2 separate regions of the Mus musculus genome follow, and region 1 is linked to region 2. Evidence: chromatin contacts called from ENCODE Hi-C or POLR2A ChIA-PET data. All regions are on one chromosome and are shown on one strand. The core of a region is the stretch at or near the end of the contact, and the rest is flanking DNA. Distances in the headings are between cores, read along the strand shown.

Region 1 (2,700 bases), core at 186-2,685, 97 kb after region 2:
TCAGGAGAACAAGGGCAACTGAATGTGTGGTGAAGCAAGCCACTTGGGAGGTGGAGGCAGGAGGACCAGGAGCTAAGTCATCCTCTGTACCTATTTGAATCCAGCCTAGACTGAGACTTTGCCTATAAAAACATACACATAAATAAATAAATAAATAAATAAAACAAATAGACTTTTTTTTGGTTGTTTTTGTTTTGTTTTTTTGAGACAGGGTTTCTCTGTGTGGCCCTGGCTGTCCTGGAACTCACTCTGTAGAATAGGCTGGCCTCGAACTCAGAAATCCATCTTCCTTTGCCTTTCAAGTGCTGGGTTTAATGGCGTGTGCCACCACTGCCCAGCTACAAATAAACTTAAATAAAACAAATAAACTAAAAAAAAAAAAAAAAAAAAGGAACCGGGTAGAGTTGAGTCTTACTGTCAGTTCTCATCTGGGCAGTCTTGGAGAAATTCATGGCTAGTGAGTTGGGTATAAACTAAGCAAGCTGGGGAATGAATGACATCATGAAAAGGAGATTCTTGAAGCCTTCTTGTTCCTAGTCAGAGCGCTCAAGACAGCACCAAGGTACACAGCCTAGCAATAATGTTCAAGACTAGCTCATAAGACAAGATAGGCTAAACTAAAGCACACCATTTCGCTTGCTGCTTGTGCGAAGGATGATTGGATGGTGTGCGCCAGGCGCGGGGTGAAGGTGTTGAGAAGCTGCACCTGAGTAAGGTTAGGTCCTCAAGATATCTGAGGGCCACGTCTACACCAGTGTAGAGACACATATATTTAATCTAGTAACGAGTGCTGTGAAAGAAACTAGGGGATGTGGCTGAGAGTTGGGGGCGGGGGTGGGGGGATGGAAGGCAGAAGATGTTTCTGAGGCTCCAGTGAACAATGCTTTCCCTCTGGGCAGCCGCAAGGAGTAAGATGGGAAATAAGGTCAGCTGATTCGGCCTCCAAGGTGCGGCCAGGCCCACAGTACAACTTCTGCCCAAGCCAAGCACTGAAAGGCCTTAAGCGACGTGCAGGGACGGACAACGGTGACCACGGGCAGAGAGATGTGGTTCTGGGCTGCGGACCCCTCGCGCAGGATCGGAGCTCAGGCCTGGCGGCAGACGATCACCCGAACTGCCCACACACCGAGGCCGGCGGGAGACCCGGAGCGGGGACGGAGGACGTTGGCAGGTCCCCGCACACTCGTCGTCAACCAGGCGGAGGCGGAGGCGGAGGCGGAGGTGGCGCGGGAGGGGCGGGGCCTGGCGAGACCCAAACAAGCGCACGTGCGGGCCGGTCCGCCGCGGTGACGTCACGGCGCGTCGGCGCGCGCGCCCGCCTTACCCTTGCCGCGGGCCGTAAAGCGCGGAAGGTCGCAGGCCCCCCGCGGTCCCGGAACTCTGCGCTCCGCGTCCCGCCCCGTCCCCATGCCCTGGCCCCCTTTCCGGCCGGCGCAGACCCTCTTCAGCGGCTGGGCTGCCCTTCACTTCCGCCGGGCGTTGCTGAGCGCGCTGCCCGCGAGTCGCGGGCCCGTGAGGTAGGAAGCCGGCTAGGACCCGCGGGTCCGGGCGGCCTTCTGGTCCCGCGAACTCTTGCGCCCCGCACGCCCCTGGCGTCCGAGCTTTGGGCTCCGGCTCCCGGCCGTCCCTCCGGGTCTCTGAGGCGGTGCCACCGGTCGGGCGCCGGGATTGAGCCAGTGGAGCTGCGCGGGCCTCGGGGAGCCGCGCCCGCCGTCCCGGGACTGCGCGCCGGCTCTCCCAGGGCGGCGGACCGGGCCTCGGGGCGGGCTGCGGCTCGGGCGGGCGCGCGCGCACTGCTGTCACGGCCAGAGGTGGCCCCGCGTCTCTGCAGGTGGAATGGTTTCCCACCTTGTAATGTGCGGCTCGGCTGTGCTTCACCGACTCCTGTCAGAGACCTAGTCAGGGCCGTGGGGTTTCCAGTGGGTGACTTGGGGTGACAGTTGTGTGTGATCCCGAGGTGCGAGTCCACGGTCTCCAAGCCTACTTCGAACATTTATGCAATCTTGATTTGTAGGGATGATGATGTGGTAGAGGGTCTAGTTATAAAGACGTCCTTTAAGGATCCTCTTTTTTTTTTTTTTTTTTTTTTTTTTGGTTTTTCGAGACAGGGTTTCTCTGTATAGCCCTGGCTGTCCTGGAACTCACTGTGTAGACCAAGCTGGCCTCGAACTCAGAAATCCACCTGCCTCTGCCTCCCAAGTGCTGGGATTAAAGGCGTGCGCCACCACGTCCGGCCCAAGGGTCCTCTTTTTGGCGTCAGGGACGTGTATAATTTTTCTTAAATTCTCTCAGCCAACGGTGCATTTGTTGAAAATTACAGCATCCTGAACTTGCATGATCAAACTGTTCAGAGGGTCATTCTGTTGCTTGTAAACTTGCCCTGGTGATTCCTCCGAGTTATGTGTGGGAGATGCGTCAATGTACATTCAGCCTTCATTCTTTGTGACCTGTGGCTCATGCTGTTACCAGAGGAAGCATTCAGGAGTTGTTAGAACTGTCCCTGTGACTGCCTTTTAAAGACAGAGTCTTGCTCTGTGGCCCCAGCTCACCTGGAACCTGGGCATTTCTCCTGTTTCAGTATCCAGTGTGGTGGGAATTTCAGGTGTGAGCACTGCTCCAGGATTGAGCTTGTTGGTGTAGGATCCGAGCACAATCAGTCTGGGTCTTAAGGCTGTTTAGAAGTTACTCTTACTAGTAGAG
Region 2 (2,700 bases), core at 59-2,558:
TCAAAAGATGGCCTAGTCGGCCATCACTGGAAAGAGAGGCCCATTGGACACGCAGACTTTGTGTGCCCCGGTACAGGGGAACGCCAGGGCCAAAGGGGGGGAGTGGGTGGGTAGGGGAGTGGGGGTGGGTGGGTAAGGGGGACTTTTGGTATAGCATTGGAAATGTAAATGAGCTAAATACCTAATAAAAAATGGAAAAAAAAAAAAAAAAAAAAAAAAAAAGAAAATCAACTGCTCATTCTTCAGCTGAATTGGTTTAAGAGTTAAGAGAGCTCGCTGCTGTTGCGGAAGGGCCAGGGTTTGGTTCTTAGCGCCACATGGTGGCTCACAACAGTTTGTAAATCCCAGTTCCAAGGGGATCTAAAACCCTCTTCTAACATATGTAGGCTCAAGTGTGGTGCATAGATACGAACAGGCAAAACACCCATACACACACATAGAAAACATAAGATATTAAAAGAAAGTATTTGAGGCGACCCCGAGGTAAATAGTGAAGCCAGTTGGGCTGTGTCAAAAACACAGGCAGCAAAGCTGTAACTCATACACTTAAGAGGAGGCGGAGGGATAGGGATGCAAGAGCTCTCAAGGCCAGTCTCAGCTAATTAGCAAGTCAGAGGCCAACCTGGGCTACACCGTCTCGAACCCACCAACGCACCCCTCCAAAAACACAAAAACAATCTAACAAAAACTATACGACACTTAAAATAGCAACTAGACAGTTTGCATTTGTTGCTAAGTGAAGCATTAACACAAACAAAACCCGTTATTCTGGCGAGCTACAAACTGCCGCTTGGCGGTTAAGCATGAATGTGGGGCTGTTAGGGGAAAGGCAGCATAAACTCACTCAAAAACTACCCCTCAACAACGAAAAAAAGAGAGAATTTTATGTTGCCATTTCTTGTAAGAGGTCAAGAGAAGGGCCAGTTTGGGGCCTCACACACTTAATAAAGACAATGTCACCATGGGAGCAACTTTTCAGTCCAAACTCGGATAAGAAGCTCGCTGCGGGTTTTCTTCGCTGTCGGAGCAAATCCGCCGCGCTAAGTGATCGCCCACAGCAAACTCCAGCGAGCGCGGGCTGGCCCGGCTCTGAGGTCCCCGTGCTGGAAACCATGTCCGCCTCAGTCCCCTAATCCCCACCAGGCCACTGACCGACTTGACAGCGGCTTCCTGCTCGTCCACCGCCAGCGCCCATGAGTCGGTGGCCATGGTCCCGACGCGAGCCGACCTGCAGAGATGCTCCGCGCCCCGCCAACACCAGCGCCGAACGCAAGCCCGCGCCAAGTGCCACTCACACGGAGCGGAAAAAGACCCGCGCGGAGTTGACGTCAGTTCCTGCCCCGCGCGTCCGTCTTCCACCCACGCTCCGCCCCCAGGAAGATAAGCATGCGGAGCTTAGCACTTTAAGGTCCTGAGTCGCTTATTTCTTAATTTGAGGCCAGCCTGATCTACTGAGAGAGTTCCAGGACGGCCAGGGCCACACAGAGAAACCCTGTCTCGAAATGCTAAAAAGAGGAGGAAAAAAAAAAAAAATTCCATCTCGCTAGGTGCGATCTAATTGAGTTAACGTCCTAGAGCTCTGCAGAGTTACTTAGTACTCGCCCAATCGCTTCATTTCATAACCAAAATACTTACCCATTTTTTGGTTTTGAAACTAGGTATCTTGTTTTAAAACAAGGCTACCTTGAACTCGGTTTCCTCCTTAATAATCTCCAACACCTAGATTACAAGGGATCGAACGCTCTCTCTCGAGATGGCTCAGCGGTTAAGAGCACTGACTGTTCTTCCGAAGGTCCTGAGTTCAAATCCCAGCAACCACAAGGTGGCTTACAACCAACCGTAATGACATCTGACACCCTCTACTGGTGTGTCTGAAGACAGCTACAGTGTAGTTACATATAAATAATAAATATTTTTTAAAAAAATAGAACGCTCTCTAGTGGCCTTTGCAGTCGCAGACACACATGCATATACATACAACTAAGAATGAAATGATCTGAGCATAGGTGGCACAGGCCTTTAATCTCAGAATTTGGGAGGCAGAGGCCACTAGAGCAAATTCCAGAACAACTAGGGCTACACAGAGGAAACCCTGTCTCAAAAAACAATTAAAAACAAACAAAACAGAGTTACATCCTATGTGTGTGGATATGTATTTAGTTTTGTTTTTTTTTTTTTGTTTTTTTTTTTGAGTCAAGAATTTCATGTATCCCGTGGCTTTTTTTTTTTTTTTTCTGCCTCCCAAATACTGGGATAAGAGAAGTACTTTCCCTCTGTTGGGATACATTTTAAGTCATGATAGTTGTGTAAAGCTGTTTGAATGACTTAGGCACTTCACAAAAAGGATGCTCTTAAAATAGTGCAAAATTTTAATGGAATGGTAGTGAACACTTTTAACTCCAGTACTTGGGAGGTGTAGGAGGAAGATTGAGAGTGCAAGGCCAGTCTCTGCTACAGGAGACCTAGTCTCAAAATGCATATATTTTGAGTCTAACTGCCCATTGTCCTCTTGAAATTGCACTACCAAGCATACCTATTCTAGTACCAAGAACATGGCTATTTCTTCATGTATCTGCTGGGACATACTTCTTAGAGAAGACATAGTGTCTGACAACAATTAAGAAGTTCAAGTTTTGACTTGTCTTAGGTTTGCAAGATATTTAGGTTTGGTTTGGTTTGGTTTGGTTTGGTTTGTGAAGA

Evidence for each region. Hi-C counts contacts between places; a loop is a spot of excess contacts on that map. ChIA-PET counts read pairs that join two places held with the same protein, here RNA polymerase II (POLR2A).
Region 1: a loop to region 2 is called in a map of left cerebral cortex, with 2.8 times the contacts of the local background. The contact joins the promoter of Pdpr here to the promoter of Ddx19a in region 2. A Hi-C loop is called at or near these places in 1 of 37 maps with a recorded cell type or tissue (left cerebral cortex). POLR2A ChIA-PET finds 5 or more read pairs at or near these places in 1 of 5 experiments (Patski).

Annotation. Positions count from the first base shown.
Region 1 is chr8:111,093,310-111,096,009 of GRCm38, forward strand. Pdpr (pyruvate dehydrogenase phosphatase regulatory subunit) reads left to right here and starts at 1,436. Exons shown (of 18, transcript NM_198308.1): 1 at 1,436-1,517.
Region 2 is chr8:110,996,515-110,999,214 of GRCm38, forward strand. Ddx19a (DEAD box helicase 19a) reads right to left here and starts at 1,309. Exons shown (of 12, transcript NM_007916.2): 1 at 1,153-1,309. The coding sequence starts at 1,209.